Regions from separate parts of the Homo sapiens genome. Here region 1 is linked to region 2. A link is an interaction called in ENCODE POLR2A ChIA-PET data of the cell type or tissue named here. Cell type or tissue: IMR-90. All regions are shown on one strand. Each heading gives the region's core, and the rest is flanking DNA. Links, peaks and the distances in the headings are about the cores only. Region 1 has its middle 6.6 kb from the start of SASH1. Region 2 has its middle 72 kb from the start of SASH1.

Region 1 (9,619 bases), core at 1,108-9,107, 65 kb before region 2:
TCAACCACCTGAGTAGCAGGGACTACAGGCACACCGCTGCACCAGACTAATTTTTTAAATTTTTTATAGAGACATGATCTCTTGCTGTTGCCCAAGGTGGTCTCAAACTCCTGGACTCAAGGGATCCTCCCTCCTTGGTCTCCTCAAGTGCTGGGATTATAGGCATGAGCCACTGCGCACAGTCTCTGACGATAATGTTTGTGAAAGGAAACCAAAAGAATTATTAAATTTCTCCTTAATAGCATTGAGGCATTGTGTTGAAGTAGAAAGAGCACTGAACTATGAGTCAGTACAGCCAGGTCTTGTGCTTTCCTAGGCTGATGCCGGAGTTAGGCCAGATGGGTTTTCAAGGCTCCCTCGTGCTCTGTGATACTTTGAATAAAAATAAATTCAGTTAAGGCTGATGAGGTTTTTTTAATTGTCATTTCTATAAATAGATAAATATAAGTAAATGATAGGAAAAGATAAATAGCCTTTACAGTTGACTGTATTGGTATATTTAAGAATTTGAATTTATTCACCACGTGATACTTTTTTTTTTTTTTTTGAGACAGAGTCTTGCTCTGTCACCCTGTCGCCCAGGCTGGAGTGCAGTGGCACCATCTTGGTTCACTGCAACCTCTGCCTCCCAGGTTCAAGCGATTCTCCTGCATCAGCCTCCTGAGTAGCTGGGATTACAGGCATGCACCACCACGCCTGGCTAATTTTTGTATTTTTAGTAGAGACGGGGTTTCACCATATTGGTCAGGCTGGTCTCGAACTCCTGACCTCATGATCCACCCGCCTCAGCCTCCCAAAGTGCTGGGATTACAGGCATGAGCCACCGTGCCTGGCCTGGTACTTTCTTAAATTTAAGAAGATGCAGAGGACTGTGCTGCTTCCAAGGGGCAGCCTGTTCTCTACATAAACACTTTCCAGCAAATAACTCAGCAAGGAGCCAGGCAAGCCGGGCAGTTGGGGCTGGGGTTAGGATGAAGCCTGACTCTCCAGCACCAATCCAGAATCATTTTCTTCTTGACTCATCAGATGACCTGGGGCAAAGCATTTGACCTGGTGCTAGTTTCCCCATCCAAGATGAGGCAAGGCCATACTAATGGCCACCTGCTTCTTCACAGGTTATAGTATGTTTCAGGGTCATCTAAAGACACGTACAGTTTAGTGACAACACATACCCGCATCAGTGTAATTAAACGGGCCGGGCATGGTGGCTCATGCCTGTAATCTCAGCACTTTGGGAGACTGAGGCAGGCACATCACTTGAGGCCAGGAGTTCGAGACCAGCCTGGCCAACATGACAAAACCCCATCTCTACTAAAAATATAAAACTTAGCCAGGCATGGTGGCACACACCTGTAGTCCCAGCTACTTGGGAGGCTGAGACAGGAGAATCGCTTAAACCTGGGAAGTGGAGGTTGCAGTGAGCCACTGCACTCAGCCTGGACGACAGAGCGAGACTCCATCTCAAAAAATACATCTATATAGATATTTATATAGATATCTATATTTATAATTATATATCTATATATATACACACACATATAATTAAACCTTAGCCAGCATTTTGGCACTTATAGAAATCAACCTATTCTAGATATTTAAGCTGTTTTTCCTGGTGCTTCTTAATCAATGGATAGGGAAATGAGATAATGTTTTGGGAGAAATGTTGATGCCTATACATAGAATGTGAAATTTGAGGCCAGGCATGGTTACTCATTCCTGTAATCCCAGCACTTTGGGAGGCCGAGGCAGAAGGATCATCTGAGGTCAGCAGTTTGAGACCATCCTGGCCAACATGGTGAAACCTCGTCTCTACTAGAAATACAAAAATTAGCTGGGCATGGCAGCATGTGGCCTGTAGTCCCAGCTACTTTCTACTTATCAATTTCCATGTGTTAACTCAACATGATCTGATTACCACTCCCAAGATTGACGACTCTTTTCTCTCTTAGTTAATGTCACTTGTCACTCCTTTCTTCTAAAATTTCCTTCAGGGGCTTTTTATCTCTCTCTCTCTTTTTTTTTTTTTTTTTTTTAAAGACAGAGTCTCGCTCATTGCCCAGGCTGGAGTGCAGTGGCCCGATTTCGGCTCACTGCAATCTCCCCCTCCTGGGTTCAAGCAATTCTCCTGCCTCATCCTCCCAAGTAGCTGGGACTACAGGAGCCTGCCACCACGCCCGGCTAATTTTTGGATTTTTAGTAGAAATGGGGTTTCACCATGTTGGCCAGGCTGGCCTCAAACTCCTGACCTCAGGTGATCCACCTGCCTCGGCCTCCCAAAGTGCTGGGATTACAGAGATGAGCCAAGGCTCCTGGCCCTTCAGGGGCTTTTTAACAAAGTTGTCCTTTCCTTATAAAGAAATCACCATCATCATCATCATCACAACTTCAGAGTCATATAGGATATCATTTACCAAGAACGTTTTATATTAGAATTCTACCTCATGGAAATGGAAAAGGGCCTCGAAAAAGATCTAGGTCAAATCCTTCATTTTACAGATGAGGAAGTAGGCTCCAGAGAACTTGAATGATAAGTCCAAGTGAACACAGCTACATGGGGCAGAATCAAAGTAAGAACAAACTGATTTATATTATCATCTTTTTTTTTTTTTTTGAGATGGAGTCTCACTCTGTTGCCCAGGATGTAGTGCAGTGGCGTGATCTTGGCTCACTGTAACCTCTGTCTCCTGGGTTCAAGTGATTCTTGTGCCTCAGTCTCCCCAGTAGCTAGGATTACAGGCACGTGCCACCATGCCAGGCTAATTTTTGTATTTTTAGTAGAGACGGGATTTCACCATGTTGGCCAGGCTGGTCTCGAACTCCTGACCGAGTTCGAGTGATCCGCCCACCTTGGCCTCCCAAAGTGGTGGGATTACAGGCGTGAGCCACTGCACCAGACCCAAACTGATTATTTTAAAAGTCTTTTCATCTGTATCATACTCCATTTGATTCCCACAAAGTTCTTCAAGGCAGGGAAGTGTAGATATTCCATTGAAGATGGGTATACCGGAATCCTACTCCCCTTTTTCTCTTACCATCAGGAATCTCATCCAACTCATTGAAATCGTCCTTCTGTGGGTGAGTGAATTCCAAGGAAAGTGACGTAGAAGATTTTTCTAGACTTCTAGTAGAGATGCAAAAGTTGATTACAGAATCAATTCTGTGGCTCATAATAAACATTTGTTGTCACAAATGAGTGAAAACTATCACCATAATGCATTCATTAAGAATGTTGATAATTTAGCAATCTCTGTTATTTATTGGAAATTAGTCTCCATCATATTGTTGCACAGATAAGTGTACAACACATATATACATATACACACGTATGTACAGATAAATGTTTACACTGGCTTGCTTTGTAAAAACTTGTTCTTAGGGCCAGGCACAGTGGCTCACGTCTGTAATCCCGGCACTTTGAGAGGCCCAGGCAGGCGGATCACCTGAGCTCAGGAGTTCAAGACCAGTCTGGCCAACATGGTGAAACCTCGTCTCTATAAAAAATACAGAAATTAAGGGCCAGGCATGGTGGCTCACGCCTGTAATCCCACCACTTTGGGAGGCCGAGGTGGGCGGATCACGAGGTCAGGAGATCGAGACCATCCTGGCTAACGTGGTGAAACCCCATCTCTACTAAAAATACAAAAAAATTTGCCAGGCGTGGTGGCGGGCGCCTGTAGTCCCAGCTATTTGGGAGGCTGAAGCAGGAGAATGGCATGAACCTGGGAGGCGGAGCTTGCAGTGAGCCGAGATTGCGTCATTGCACTGCAGCCTGGGTGACAGAACGAGACTCCATCTCAAAAAAAAAAAAAAAAAATTAGCTGGATGTAGTGGTGGGCACCTGTGGTCCCAGCTATGGGAGGCTGAGGCTGGAGGATCACTTTAGCCCGAGAGGCGGAGGTTGCAGTGAGCCGAGATTGCACCATTGCACTGCAGCCTGGCAACAGAGCGAGACTCTGTCCCAAACAAAACAAAACAAAAACTTGTTCTTAACTGTGGGCCAGAATTACAAAAGTTTAAAAGCCATTAGTCTACAAGTTGTGGGGTATTTAGAGTATAGGTACAGCCTATTTAGGTCATTATGTCAACATACGAAATGTAATTAGTTTTCCGCTGGGCAGGGTTAAAGTAAGGTAAAATAGAGATCAGGCCTGCAGAATCCCTGCGAAGACAAAACCACTTAGTGAACTCAACCTTTCTTGATTTGCAAACCTAAGGAAAACTTAACTTGAGCTAACTCTTACAAATGCCTGTATTACAGAAAAACAGAACTTAAGCTCAACCAATCAGAGGTAGCCAACAAACTTTCATAATTAGGAACTTTCATAGGAGATCAATCAAATAAGGCAATTGTGTAATTATATCCAATCAAATGTTTGCTTTGCTTTACCTCTGTTTCTGTCTTATAAAGGCCTCCCCATAGATTCCCTTGGTGGAGTTCCTGAACCACTTCTGGTTTAGAGCTGTCAAGTCCATGAAATGTTGTTTGCTCAAATAAACTCTATTAAAATGTTTATTGTGCCCCCATTTACCTCTTTAGCAGCAGTAAAGATACAGTTTCAGGGCCGGGCATGGTGGCTCACGCCTGTAATCCCAGCACTTTGGGAGGCTGAGGCGGGCGGATCACCTGAGGTCGGGAGTTTGAGACCAGCCTGGCCAACATGGTAAAACCCCGTTTCTACTAAAAATACAAAAAAATTTAATGGGCGTGGAGGCAGGCACCTGTAATCCCAGCTACTCGGGAGGCTGAGGCAGGAGAATCTCTTGAACCAGGTAGGTAGAGCTCGCAGTGAGCCGAGATCTTGCCACTGCACTCCAGCCTGGGTGAGACTCTGTCTCAAAAAAAAAAAAAAAAAAAAAAAAAGGATGCAGTTTCATAATAGAAAGCACAAATGTAATGAGGTCAAGACAAAGCTAGGTTTTCCATTTTTACTCAAGTTCCTATATTGGGCCAGTTGTTTATCTTATCTGTGAAATGGGAAAATTCCACTTATTTGATACAGTTGTGAGGTTATCTGTGATGACACAGGCACCTTGATAAATTATAATTCATCATTATAACCTTTCTCTTTTTACCCTCTTTTTGTTTTTCCTTCCCCTACCACTCATCCAATGAGGCTGTATCTATAAATAGGAAATTTCCTTGTTCATACCTACGTCTCTGTGATCATGAAGAGGAGTCAACTCTAGCTCTGGAATGCCGTTGCTGAGTAATGGAGCTGGGAGTTTACCTCGGGTGGGGCGGGGTGATTAGGATGCTTCAGTTTTCATAGTAAAGGTATTAACAGCAGCAGTAACCATCGCTGTCATCATTTATGGAAAACCTACTCTCTGCCAGGCATTGAGCTGAGGTTCAGATGTATTTCAGTGAAACTTTCACATTCCTCAAATGGAATTTATGATTTCCTACCATGATCCAACCCTCCCTCCCTGCTCCTTTCTTGCTTCAGTTTTCGGATATATCCATTCATTTATTCAAACTACCAACTTCATCCTTCCCTTCCCTCACCATCTCTGTGATCCAAACCACAGATAAGCCCTGCTGATTTGAATTCTTTTTTTTTTTTTTTTTTTTTGAGACAGAGTCTCACGCTGTTGCCCAGGCTGGAGTGCAATGGCGCGATCTCGGCTCACTGCAACCTCCACCTCCCGGGTTCAAGCAATTCCCCTGCCTCAGCCTCCTGAGTAGCAGGAATTACAGGTGACCCCTACCATGCCCGGCTAATTTTTTTTTTTTTTTCCTGAGACAGAGTCTGGCTCTGTTGCCCAAGCTGGAGTGCAGTGGTGCGATCTCAGCTCACTGCAACCTCTGCTTCCCGGGTTCAAATGATTCTCCTGCCTCAGCCTCGCAAGTAGCTAGGATTACAGGCACATGCCACCACACCTGGCTAATGTTTGTATTTTTAGTACAGACAGGGTTTCACCATGTTGGCCAGGCTGGTCTCAAACTCCCGACCTCAGGTGATCCACCTGCCTCGGCCTCCCATAGTGCTGGGATTACAAGTGTGAGCCACCACGCCCGGCCTCAAATTCTTTTTTTCTTTTCTTTTCTTTTTTTTTTTTTTTTGAGATGGAGTCTCACTCTGTTGCCCAGGCTGGAGTGCAGTGGTGTGATCTCGGCTCACTGCAACTCTGCCTCCCGGGTTCAAGTGATTCTCCCTACCTCAGCCTCCCGAGTAGCTGGAATTACAGGTTCCCGCTACCATACCTGGCTAATTTTTTTTTCCCTGAGATGGAGTGTTGCTCTGTTGCCCAGGCTGGAGTGCAGTGGTGCGATCTCGGCTCACTGCAACCTCTGCTTCCTGGGTTCAAGTGATTCTCCTGCCTCAGCCTCCCCAGTAGCTAGGATTACACGCGCGTGCCACCACACCTGGCTAATTTTTGTATTTTTAGTAGAGATGGGGTTTCACCATGTTGGCCAGGCTGGTCTCGAAGTCCTGACCTCAGGTGATCCGCCTGCCTCGGCCTCCCAAAGTGCTGCGATTACAGGTGTGAGCCACTGCACCCGGCCTCGAATTCTTAAATTAGGCCAAAGTCATCCACTTCCCTTCACCTCCATTACCATCACTGGAGACCACACTGCTATTATCTCTTTTTTTTTTTTTTTTTTTTTGAGACGGAGTCTCGCTCTGTGGCCCAGGCGGGAGTGCAGTGGCGCAATCTCGGCTCACTGCAAGCTCCGCCTCCCGGGTTCACGCCATTCTCCTGCCTCAGCCTCCCGAGTAGCTGGGACTACAGGCGCCCGCCATCACGCCCGGCTAATTTTTTTTTTGTATTTTTAGTAGAGACAGGGTTTCACCGTGTTAGCCAGGATGGTCTCGATCTCCTGACCTCGTGATCCACCCGCCTCGGCCTCCCAAAGTGCTGGGATTACAAGCGTGAGCCAGCCGCGCCCGGCCTGCTATTATCTCTTAAAATATTTTATTGCAGATGGCTCACACCTGTAATCCCAGCACTTTGGGAGGCCGAGGCAGGCGGATCACGAGGTCAGCAGATCGAGACCATCCTGGCTAACACGGTGAACCCCCGTCTCTACTAAAAATACAAAAAATTAGCCAGTCGTGGTGGTGGGCTCCTATAGTCCCAGCTACTTGAGAGGTTGAGGCAGGAGAATTGCTTGAACCCAAGAGGCAGAGCTTGCAGTGAGCTGAGATCACGCCACTGCAGTCCAGCCTGGGCGACACAGCGTGACTGTGTCTAAAAAAGAAGGATATTTTATCTAGCTGGGCGCAGTGGCAGATCACCTGAGGTCGGGAATTTGAGACCAGCCTGACCAACATGGAGAAACCCCATCTCTACTAAAAATACAAAATTAGTCAGGTGTGGTGGCGCATGCCTGTAATCCCAGCTACTCAGGAGGCTGAGGCAGGAGAATCGCTTAAACCCGGCAGGCAGAGGTTGTGGTGAGCCGAGATCGCGCCATTGCACTCCAGCCTGGGCGACAGAGTAAGACTCCATCTCAACAACAACAACAGCGACAACGATATTTTATCTAGAGCAGTGCTTCTCAAAGTACATGCCCACAACTCAATCATTAGCATCACCAAGGAATTTGTTACAAATGCAAATTTCCCGGCCCCACCTCAAGCCTTCTACTGAGTCACTCTGGGAGTGGTACCACCAATTTGTTTTTTGATTTTTTGTTTGTTTCAGAAAGGGTCTCCCTCTGTCACCCAGTCTGGAGTGCAGTGGCTTGAACACCTGGGCTCAAGGGATCCTCCCACCTTAGGCTCCCAAGTAGCTGGAACTACAGGCATGCACCACCATGCCTGGCTAATTTTATTATTATTATTATTATTTTTTGTAGACACAGAGTCTCCCTATGTTGCCCAGGCTGGTCTCGAACTCCTTGGGCTAAAGCAAGCAATCTGTTTTTTAACAAGTTCCCCAGAGGATAGTGACTAGTGCTCAAATTTGAAAGCCCCTGCAGACTATAGGTATGTCAGAGTAAGGAAGAGGAGCTGAGGAAATGTGAAGTTTTAAAATAGAATACAGTGTATTAAAAAATCTATACCAGCAGATTGTTTTTATTTTTATTTCTTCATGTATTTTTTGAGAAGGAGTCTCGCTCTGTTGCCTAGCCTGGAGTGCAGTGCCACAATCTCGGCTCACTGCAACCTCCACCTCCCGGGTTCAAGGGATTCTCCTGCCTCAGTGTCTTAAGTAGTTGGGATTACAGGTGCACGCCACCAAGCCCAGCTAATTTTTTGTATTTTTAGTAGAGATGGGGTTTTACCATGTTGGTCTGGCTGGTCTCGAACTCCTGACCTCGGTGATCCGCCCGCCTCAGCCTCCCAAAGCGCTGGAATTACATGCATGAGCCACCGCACCCGGCCAGTAGATTATTTTTAAAAACTCACTGGCAAAATAACTAACTTACCATGAGACAAGTGAATGAAGAAATCAGGTATTTGGAGATATTTGGTTGTATCCTTTTTTTTTTTTAAAGCTCTGTTGGATTTGAGATACTTGGTTTTAAAGGGCAGACGATTAAATATTGAAATTAAAATGCATTCTCCCTTAGAATAGCATATGTTTTAGGAACACAGATTCATTTAAATACTTGTTATTTGTTACAGACGACAACAACACATTTTCTGCTTATAGCAGAGATTAAATCTGAAAGATTATAAATAGTCCAATTTATTTTTTACCATAGTTCCTGCTGCTGAAATTGAGCAATGAAAGTATATAAGCTCATTTAATTTTTGCCTACAGTCAGCAATCCTTTCTGGCACTCCTACATGGGGCATTCCACAATGCCTTGGGGGAACTGACTTCAAGGAAAGACTGATAGGTTAAAACATTTTCCCCATCACAAATCCACACCATTTTTTTTTTCCCCCACAAATGCCTTACAGGTGAGCCAAACCCATGCTAAAGCATTACCTGTTAAAAAGCCCTTCATCAGGGAGTGTTTGGTGAAAGAAGTGGGAGAAGAGCTAAGAGCAAACTAAAGAGAAATTAAAACAAAGTGCAGACAGCAGAACAGGCTAGGGAGAGAAGGGAAATAAACAAAGTGAGGCTGCAGGGATGTAAATCCTTTTCTCTGGGCTGGGTAGGGCAGGGGGGAACACACCTGTAATCCCAGCACTTTGGGAGGCTGAGGCAGAAGGATCACTTGAGCCTGGGAGTTCCAGACCAGCCTGGGCAACAAAGTGAGGTCCCGTCTCTACAAAAAATTAACCAGGCACTATAGCATGTCCCTGTAGTCCTAGCTACTGGGGAGGCTGAGGTGGGAGGATCACCTGAGCCTGAGAGGTCAAGGCTGCAATGAGCCATGATTGTACCACTGCAGTTCAAGTTGGGTCACAAAGCAGAAAATTTTTCTCTGAAATGTTTTATTCTACTCTGATAGGCAATAGCCAGTTAGGTTTTCATCTGTGTTGATGCTGTGTAAAGACCAAGTTCTGGCTGGGTGCGGTGGCTGACACCTGTAATCCTAGCACTTTGGGAGGCTGAGGTGGGCGGATCACGAGGTCAGGAGTTAGAGACCAGCCTGGCCAACATGATGAAACCCTGTCTCTACTGAAAATACAAAAACTTAGCGGGGCATGGTAGCAGGAACCTGTAATCCCAGCCACTTGGGAGGCTGAGGCAGGAGAATCACTTGAACCCGGGA
Region 2 (9,619 bases), core at 491-8,490:
ATTCCAGCTTGGGTGACAGAGTGAGACCACACGCCCCAAAATAATTGCAATATAATGTGATTAATGTAAATACATAGCGGTACTTTTAAGATCTTATGGAAATGCAAGCGAGCTAGGGAGGGGAATTTCTAATATTTCCTAGGCAGAGTTTTGAACTGGGGTCCTTGGAATTTTGGAAGGTCAATGGAGGAACCACTTGAAGCTGTCTGCAAAATTTTCTTAGAGGGGTTTGTGGCCAAGGGAGTAGAGAGGTGGAAGTTTGACTGGGGCATCACAGAAGAGTATTAACTGTGTGAATGTTTGAGCTGATCGAGAGTTTGCCAGGAATTAGAAGAGGAATAAGACAGTCTAGGCAAAAGAAACCACAAGTGGAAAAGTACATACAAATAATTTTCTTGGACTTCAGCCTAGGGTACCATTCAAGGAAGCAGCAGGAGACAAAGCACCTAGAATAGGTGGTTAGGGTCCAGACCAAGAAACAAATGATGTCCAGGGCCAAGAATGAATTCTCAAGGATATTAAAAATGCTCTTGAGAACATTATTACCATTCATTGTAAAATATATTCTCCAATGCCATTAAACAATATGACGCAAGTTCTTTCTTCCCCTTTCCAGATGCTTGTAGCAGATTCTCTGTATTTTAGGATAAATTTGCATTCAGGAGTAGAGCTGGAGCCTAACCTTGTTTCTGGGTGATAATGTGTTCTGAATTCTAAACAATGGCTTACAAAACTTCTGAAGAGCCACGAGTTCTGTGAATTGGCATGGTGGCACCACCCATTGGTGCCTTGGTGGTAGGTCATTGAATCCCTGGTGTCCAAATATGGGGCTGTAAATTAGAGGAGGGGCAGGGCAAGAGGATATTGCCCTAAATGAAGATGTGCTGGGTTTGTTACTGGAAAAGAGGCAGAGAGATTTTGGATCTGGATTTTCTTTGAGGTAACAGTAAATTTATAATCCAGGTATCACTGTGGAAGTCTCTGCCACACTGATTTTATTTTCTCCCCAAACTTCTGAGGTTGATAAATTAATCAGGTAGATTAATTAGGTTAGTTAAAATAAGACATATACACAATCATCTCCCACAAAGGAAGCTTGTCTGAACTGGAACTGTCTCTATAGATTTCAAGGCTCATTCACTTGTCTCTTTAGGACAGGAACGATATTCCTAAGGCTGATAATTCCCCTTTCTGTCTGAGTTGATCAATACATCTTTTTGCATCCTCAGCACAAAAACCCAAATGTGCTTGCTTCCTTTTCTAAAAGAAAGCCTCTGTCTTGCTGGGATTAAGAGGGCATAGTCCCATGACAGAGTTTGCAGTCAAATTTTGGCACCTGAAAAAACCTTCCCTCTTTAAAGAACTGCGGGCAACCAGTCAAGAGGGACCAGAGTTTTGGCATTTGGACTGAAAACATTACCTGCCAACTAGGCTGCTCTGAACGTATTGTTTCTGAAACCAGGGAAAGCGCATGTAACAAGAGGAGGCTTTGTTCTGTTGGAAGATTTTTGATGAGTCCATCTGCCCCAAGTTGAAAGGAGAACCTGCCAGCCATGTCTGTTCACTTTCTCCCATTTACCAGCCTCCCTTGGACTCCTGAGCACCCTCTAGGGCATGACTGTTACCTCTCACAACTCATATTTCAGACATTTTTTGCTTTGTTCATCCCATGACCGTGGAATTCTATGTTTCATACATAGTTGCTTTGACTGGCAGTCTAGCACTTTTCTCTCAATGACCCAGTCTCTCCTTCTGGTTGCAATCCTACCAAGATGGCAAGGAGAAATTTGCCCAAGCAAAGCCTCACTAGGTTAAATGCCCAAACTGACATTTCTTCTAGAGTTCCCTTCTCTAATTCTAATTTCTTCTAGAGTTCCCTTCTCTAATTCTACTTTCATTCAACAAGTATTGACTGGGCACCGACAGTACCAGGCACTGTTCTCAGCTCCTCAGAGACAGTAGTGAGCAAAGCAGCCTTCCAGAAGCCCACCTGAGAGGCCTCAACTTGCCAAAGCCCAGGCCAGAAGCAGAGAAGGGGCAGGAGAGGCCCTCAGGCCAGGCAGGGGTCAGCACCCATGCATTGAGTGGTTGGGCTCTCAGACTCTACCTCATGACCTCTGTACTCTTTAATTATTTTTCATGAACAAATCTATTTTTTTTTTTTCTTAAGAGACAGGGTCAGGCTGGGTGTGGTGGCTCATGCCTGTAATCCCAGCACTTTGGGAGGCTGAGGCAGGTGGATCACCTGGGGTCAGGAGTTCAAGACCAGCCTGGTCAACATGGTGAAACCCTGTCTCCATGAAAAATACAAAAATTAGCCGGGCATGGGGGTAGGTGCCTGTAATCCCAGCTACTCAGGAGGCCAAGGCAGGAGAATTGCTTGAACCCAGGAGGCAGAGGTTGCAGCGAGCTGACATTACACCACAGCACTCCAGCCTGGATGACAGAGGGAGACTCTGTCTCAAAAAAAAAAAAAAAGAAAGAAAGAAAAATTTAAAAAAGAAGAAGAAAAGAAGAGACAAGATCTCACTCTGTCACCAAGGCTAGAGTGCAGTGGTGTGATCATAGTTTACTGCAGCCCAGAAATCCTGGGCTCAAGAGATCCTCCTGCCTCAGCCTCCCAAGTAGCTGAGACTACAGTTGCATGCCACCATGCCCAGCTAATTTTTGTAATTTTTGTAGAGACAGTGTTTCGCCATGTTGCCCAGGCTGGTCTCCAATTCCTGGGCTCAAGGAACCTTCCCGCCCCGGCCTCTCAAAGTTCTGGGATTATAGGCATGAGCCCCCATGTTCAGCCCAAATATAAACCCCTTTTTTAATTAAAAAAGAAAAGACCTTCACAATCTGTAGAATACGATTTCCACAGAGAAGACGAAGACGGAAACAAAGTTGTTCAGCAACCTGAGAAGAAAACTCCTTCAGTAAAATATGAGATACTAAATGGTTAATCGGATGGTCCCGATCCCCTGGGGGTTGCAACATGAAATACATCGTTACATCCTTCATTCTTAGCGTGTGTGCAAATCTTTAAAAAAGTTTTCATAGATAAGTAGAGGCTGGAAAAGCTCTGGTCTTTAACAGGAAAAACTTTTCTTGGCTTACAAAACCTTTTTTAGAGTCTTGGGGGAAAATAAATATCTACATAATTATATAAATATATCTTATATAATGAATGGTAAGTCACAAAAATGGCAAAGCCCGGTGAAGGAATTCCGAAGCAGTCACTGCCTAGCGCCCTCGGAATTTTGATGAATTCATCAGTAGCACTGAAAATCCCTAGATACTGACAGTTACTTTATACCTGTTTCCCACAATAGTCCTTTCCTGAATATATCAGTCTAAATGTCAGAAGGCACCAAAAACAGTCTTAAAATTTGAAAACAGACAGCCTACATACCCTGCAATCTTGTTCCTCCATGAAGTGAGCTGCTGGCCATACGTTCAAATGGTCTCTGACTTCCTCTCTGACTCAGATCGCATGAATCTGCAGCACTGATGTAAGGCTCTAAATGGGAATCTGTTTTCAATTCAGGGCAGATGTGGGACACTCTCACAGCCCTAGGGATTATCAACTTTAAAACAAATCGCCTTCAGGACGATAAGAGAGGCAGTAACTGCTTCCTGAGGCCTCACTGGGGTCCCTTCCAAATGCTTAACATATAACACAATAACTATGACACAAAAGCGAGTTTCATTCTTCGGGTTCTCGGACTTTAAAATGAAGCTTGCAAATACCCCTCAGAAACAAAGCTTGAAAATGTATCTCAGAACATTTAAATAGAAATCCAGATATTTTAGTAACTAACATACAACAGTGATCCAAATGCCCCTTTCTCCCGCCCCCTACAAAACTCTCAGCACGGTGTTTGGCTCATTGAATATAGTTTTTCCACAAATTGAAATCGAATTGTTCTGGTTCAGAGTTTTCTTGGCTCAAGAAAAGGAAGGGAGGACTATTCCAAGACTTCCACAGAGAAACTTCCAGAAATCCATTTAACACGGTAAGTTTAATGTTCTAGGATTAGTGTTCATCAATGGACTGTACATCTCAGAATGTCCTCTGTTCTGAGACCACTTTGTAGAGTTGGCTGATATGCCAGGCTTCAAACTCTGAAACACCTTCGCTGGGGCTTAATCTAGTTTAACCTGATTTAATAACCCTGAAAAGAAGTTACAAAAACATGAATTTTGAAGACATCTAAAGGAAACATAGAAACATTTCCCTTTTAATAAAATAAAACAAAAGTTTTATACAGTCTTAAAAAATATTAAAAGTTAATGTGCATGGCACTTCCCTACACAAGTAAGTTTAGGTGTTGGTAACATCAGTGAATAGTCAGAAGATAGTCACATTAAATACATATATTTGGAAAACAGTCTATTCTTTAAAATTAATATTGTGAGTGTGACATAACAGAGCTACATGGTAAAGCATCAAGTCACTAAGGAACATTAGGGTTAGTATTTCTCCTATCTTCATGGGGAAAAATAAACTTCCTGTAGCTTAGGAATGTGCTAACATAACCATTAGGCAGCAGTAGCAGTGGTATTAGGAGTTGTGGATGAGCTGGGCGCGGTGGCTCACACCTGTAATCCCAGCACTTTGGGAAGCCAAGGCAGGTGGATCACCTGAGGTCAGGAGTTCGAGACCAGCCTGACCAACATGGTGAAACCCTGTCTCTAATAAAAGTACAAAAATTAGCCGGACATGGTGGCGGGCGCCTGTAATCCCAGCTACTTGGGAGGCTGAGACAGGAGAATCACTTGAACCCAAGAGGCGGAGGTTGCAGTGAGCCAAGATCGTGCCGCTGCACTCCAGCGTGGGCGACAAGAGCGAGACTCTGTCTCAAAAAAAAAAAAAAAAAAAAAAGTTGTGGATGAGATGTCCAGAGACCCAGAGACAAAGACCTGTCCCTAGATTTCTCTTTAACTGAGTGGCCTTGGACATGCCATTGCCCAGGCTACCATTTCCTTATTTGTAAAGTGGCTGAATTAGGTTGAAGATATCTAAAATCCAAACCTCTAATATCAGTGATGGTGTATTAACCAAGAACTGGTAAAACAGAAGGTAAGAGCCTTTTTGTTTTTTTGTTTTCAAAAGTAATCACTAACTGCCACTAGTTTGACATCTCAGACAAATTTTTTTTTCCACTTTGGAGTATATATCTACAATTCTGGCTGATAAAGCAAGTTTTAGCCAAAAAATTGGATCTGAAGGGTCAAGAAACCCACTACCTTATGTAAATTAGATGCCTAGCTTTTTTTGGTTGGGGGGTTGACAGGTTTTTAGGGAAACAATCACCAAAGGCATAACTCCCCAATTTTAATTCTGCTCATCGGTATCAGTAATGCACTTATTTAGCAATTAGGATCAGTTCAATACAAAAAAAAATTTTAAAATATTAAAGTCAGTAAGGAAAAGCATATATTGCCAGCGAGCAGTGGGTGGTTTTGATAGCTGGCAGGTAAGGTGAGGGATACCCGGGGTGGAGGATAGTGTGGTTTGGTAAAAGAGCACCGGCTTATGAGTTGGGAGACCCAAGATCTAGTTCCAGGGCTGCCACTAACTAGCCCTGTGACCTTTGCCACCCTCTTCCCTGTTTCTGGCCTGTTTCCTTGTCTATACCAGGAAGGTCTTAGTCTGTCCATCCTCTTGCTGTCCCAGCAACCAAAAGAGAAATTCTGCCCCGTTGAATACAGCTTTTGCTATAGAGTTTGGCTCTTAGGAGCACAGAAGCCAAATCTATAACATCAGTGTATATCGGTCTATGGTGTACGGCAGAAAATAATTGTATACTGGGAGACAGCTAACTGGGAGATGATCATTTTCACACTTGTGGGAGGTACACACTCACCTGCCAAATACCAGTAAAGTCCTGTTCCAAAGACCATCGTCACAATTAAGGTTTTCTTTCCAGAATTTATTTTCATTTATCAGCTATGATTTGAGGATACAGGAACAATCTTTAAAATAATCATGTATAATACTACTGTTGAGGGTTGAATTGTGCCCCCCCACACCCCTCAGATTCATATACTGAATACCTCAGAATATGACCTTATTTGAAGATAGGATCTTTACGGAGGTAATTAAAATCAAATGAGGCCATCAGGGTGGGCATCCTAACATGCAATCTAACAATGCAATCAAACATGCAATCTGACAATGAAATGACTCAACAAAGAACAGGAAAGTATAAAAAATTACAACCCTAAACAAACTAGTTGGGGGTGGTGGCTCACACCTATAATCCCAGCACTTTGCGAGGCTGAGGTGAGAGGATCGCTTGAGCCTGGGCAACATGGTGAGACTTTGTCTCTATAAACTATTTGAAACATTTGCTGGGCATAATGGTGTGTGCCTGTGGTCTTAGCTACTTGGGAAATGGTGGTGGGAGGATTGCTTGAGCCTAGGAGGTTTGTGCCACCGCACTCCAACCTGGACAGCAAAGGAAGACCGTATCCCAGAAAAAAAAAATTAAAAAAGACAAAAACCAATTGAGAGGGAGGGCACACAATTGGGAGTGCCCATAGCTCTGTTCTTGCTCAAGGTATCATGTGCACTAGCTCCTCCATGGGGCATGGGACTCCAAGCATTTATAGTATACCTCTTATTAATGATAAGGACTTTTTCCAAATGTAAACAAACCTGGCAATAATGTCTTGTTATTTCATACTATTAAAAGGTAGGCTACAGTGATATTCTCTATTAAAACACTTTATCAAAAATAAAAAGAGATAAAAGAGATACTAAGAAATGGGCATGGTGAATGCACATGAAAACAAGTGCTTATTACATGAAACGAGTGGCTATAATTTCCAAAGACATAATTCAAACTGGATCCAGCATTGTTATTCCCCAATGCCTTATCTGACAAAGTTTAGAACTGAGTAACCGATATGAAGCCATTATAAAGGAAATGCAAATATCTGAAACTCATCTATTTATTAAAATCAATCTCCATTATCTTTCTTCTTAAAAAGCTTAGAAATAAATATAGTCTCTGAATATTGACAGTATTTGTGGCTCAAACAAAGCTGAGATGAAGGCTGGACTCAAAACAGTGCAAGAAATAGAAAGGAGAAAATATTTTAAGGTTAACTACTTAGGCCATGCAGGTAAATGTGACCCCAGAGGGAACAGAATTCCACAAAGCTTAACTTTTCAATGACAACATGAGAATGTTCAGCAGAAGCTGATAGACCAACCATTCTGTCAGTTTGATGCTTTCAAAATGGTAGATGAGGGAAATTGCACAGAGTTGAGCAGAGTTTTACAACTTGCATATCAGCAGTTGATTACATTTTTTCTTGATATTTTCCACTTTTCTGCGACATAGTAGCTTGTTTGTATGTTATTTACATTAAATGTTATCTGCCTATCTTTCCCATGTGAGCTTCAAGTAATAGGGTAAGCTTTATAGAACTGTGCAATATTTCCTTTTGAAAGAAAAATAATAAAAATTTAGTTGTGTCTGTACCACCTGGAGGTCAGCTCTCTTTGTGGACATCAAAAAGCTCAGCTTATTATTTTATTTCACAATATTTGAATATTTCTTTTTAAATGAAAGATTCTTTCTGTGCATTTCCTAGCATCCCAAATTGTTTGATTCAGAAAAGTTTCTTATCATTGCAAATCTCTTCAGTCAGTCAAAATTTCCTGAACTAGAAAGTTCAGGAACTAAACGGAACTGAGAGGCTGGTGATGATTCCAGCACAGAGGAATAGCTAAAAGTCGTATTATTTATTGTTCATGTAGTGGGTTAACACACATTGGCCTTTCGTTCGTGGGATTCATAAAGTTTCACATGGTTTTGAGATGATTCAAGGGTGAAGACTTTAAACAACATCCCTTCCAACTCTCAGACTATGATTCAACACATTGTTTCTCATAATTGCTTGCTGTTAAGAGTCAGCTAAGGATGCCTGTTGAAAATAGACTCCACGCCCCCTTCCCTTCGAAGGCTGATTCTGCAGGTATGGTGGGACTCTGGGGCTCCTTATCATTGGGAAGGTTTAAGAAACATTTTATTTCTTGACTCTTAATGTTGGATGGATATTGGAATCACTTGGGGAGCTTTACAAAAGTAGCACTGGGGCCGGGCACGGTGACTCATGTCTGTAATCCCAGCACTTTGGGAAGCCTAGACAGGCAGATCATGAGGTCAGGAGATTGAGACCATCCTGGCTAACACGGTGAAACCCCGTCTCTACTAAAAATACAAAAAATTAGCCGGGCGTGGTGGCGGGCACCTGTAGTCCCAGCTACTCGGGAGGCTGAGGCAGGAGAATTGCTTGAACTCAGGAGGTGGAGCTTGCAGTGAGCCGAGATTTCGCCAGTGCACTCCAGCCTGGGCGATAGAGTGAGACTCCATCTCACACACACACACACACACACACACACACACAAAGTAGTACTGGGCCTGGGTCCCACGGAAGAGATTCTGGCTTAGTTTATGGTGTGGCCCGGGCATTTGGATTTTTTGAAGCTTCCGGGTGCTTCTAATTTGCAGCCAAAGTTTAGAACCGCTGACTTGATTGAAACAATAGCCAGTTATCTGTAACATATGTGAAAGCAATATCTAACATTTCCATTAAGACATACAAAGTGCTTTTACAGATGTGTGTCTTATTTGAATCCTTGACAACCTGGTGAAGTAGGTTAGAGTTGGTTATTATCTTTCCTTTACAGGTAAGCGAACTAGACTTCAGAGAGGTGAAGTAGTTTGATGGAGGACCACTCGCAGCAGAATTCTGGAACTGCTGAGGTGTACCTTAGGCATGCTACTACCTCACTCTCTATGTGCCCTGGCTCCTACTAGCTCTCCGGCTTTCCCAGCCTCCCTTTAAAAGAAAAGAAAAGAGGCCAGGCATGGTGGCTTACACTTGTAATCCTAGCACTTTGGAGGCTGAGGTGGGAGGATCACTTGAGCCTAGGAGTTCAAGACTAGCTGGGGCAACATAGTGAGACATCATCTCTACCAAAAAAAAAAAAATTAAAAAAAAATTGGCTGGGCATGGTGGTGCACACCTGTAGTCCCAGCTACTTGGGAAGCTGAGGTGGGAGGATCACTTGAGCCCAGGAAGTTGAGGCTGCAGTGAGCCATGATTATGCCACTGAACTCTAGCCTAGGCAATAGAACAAGACCCTGTCCAAAAAGAAAAGAAAAGCTCTCTTGTTTCTAGAGCTTCTCTTACGTTGGAATTGTTATTGATAATAATACAACAGCAGTAGGAGCTAACATTGGGCCCTTTGTATACATTGTGCTAAGAGCTCTACATGCATTATCTTAATTGTCTTGAAGACTCTGTGAGGTAGGTCATATATGTTATATCCCCATTTTATAGCGTAGGAAACTGAGTCTTAGAGAGTAACTGGCTTGCTAAGGGTCATATTCCTATGCAAACATTCTTCTTATTTTATCTAAGCCTTTTCTTATTTTCCGTTCAGTCAACCAAATTTCAGCAAGTGGCAGAGAGGAAAAGAATCAGGTAAAGTATTTCTGAGCTGGGCACGGTGGCTCACGCCTGTAATCCCAGCACTTTGGGAGGCTGGGTGGATCACCTGAGGTCAGGAGTTCGAGACCAGCCTGGCCTACATGGTGAAACCCCGTCTTTA

The links. ChIA-PET counts read pairs that join two places held together with the same protein. Peaks named below come from ENCODE experiments on the same cell type or tissue, not always from the same donor. Only the 100,000 strongest peaks of a DNase experiment are listed, where the experiment ranks them.
Region 1: POLR2A ChIA-PET joins it to region 2 with 15 read pairs; 9 of 35 experiments call an interaction of 5 or more read pairs at or near these places.

What each region holds. Positions count from the first base shown.
Region 1 is chr6:148,331,419-148,341,037 of GRCh38, reverse strand. It overlaps a transcript of SASH1 not described here. Among named protein-coding and RNA genes, the nearest start is that of SASH1, 6.6 kb to the left of the region's middle. RefSeq lists enhancers at 5,529-6,518, 8,501-9,492. In IMR-90, for the core only: no CTCF peak of the experiment used is centred there; no DNase peak of the experiment used is centred there.
Region 2 is chr6:148,266,156-148,275,774 of GRCh38, reverse strand. It overlaps a transcript of SASH1 not described here. Among named protein-coding and RNA genes, the nearest start is that of SASH1, 72 kb to the left of the region's middle. In IMR-90, for the core only: a CTCF peak has its summit at 1,607; DNase peaks (open chromatin) are centred at 3,534 and 7,814; H3K4me3 peaks cover 236 bases; H3K27ac peaks cover 3,677 bases.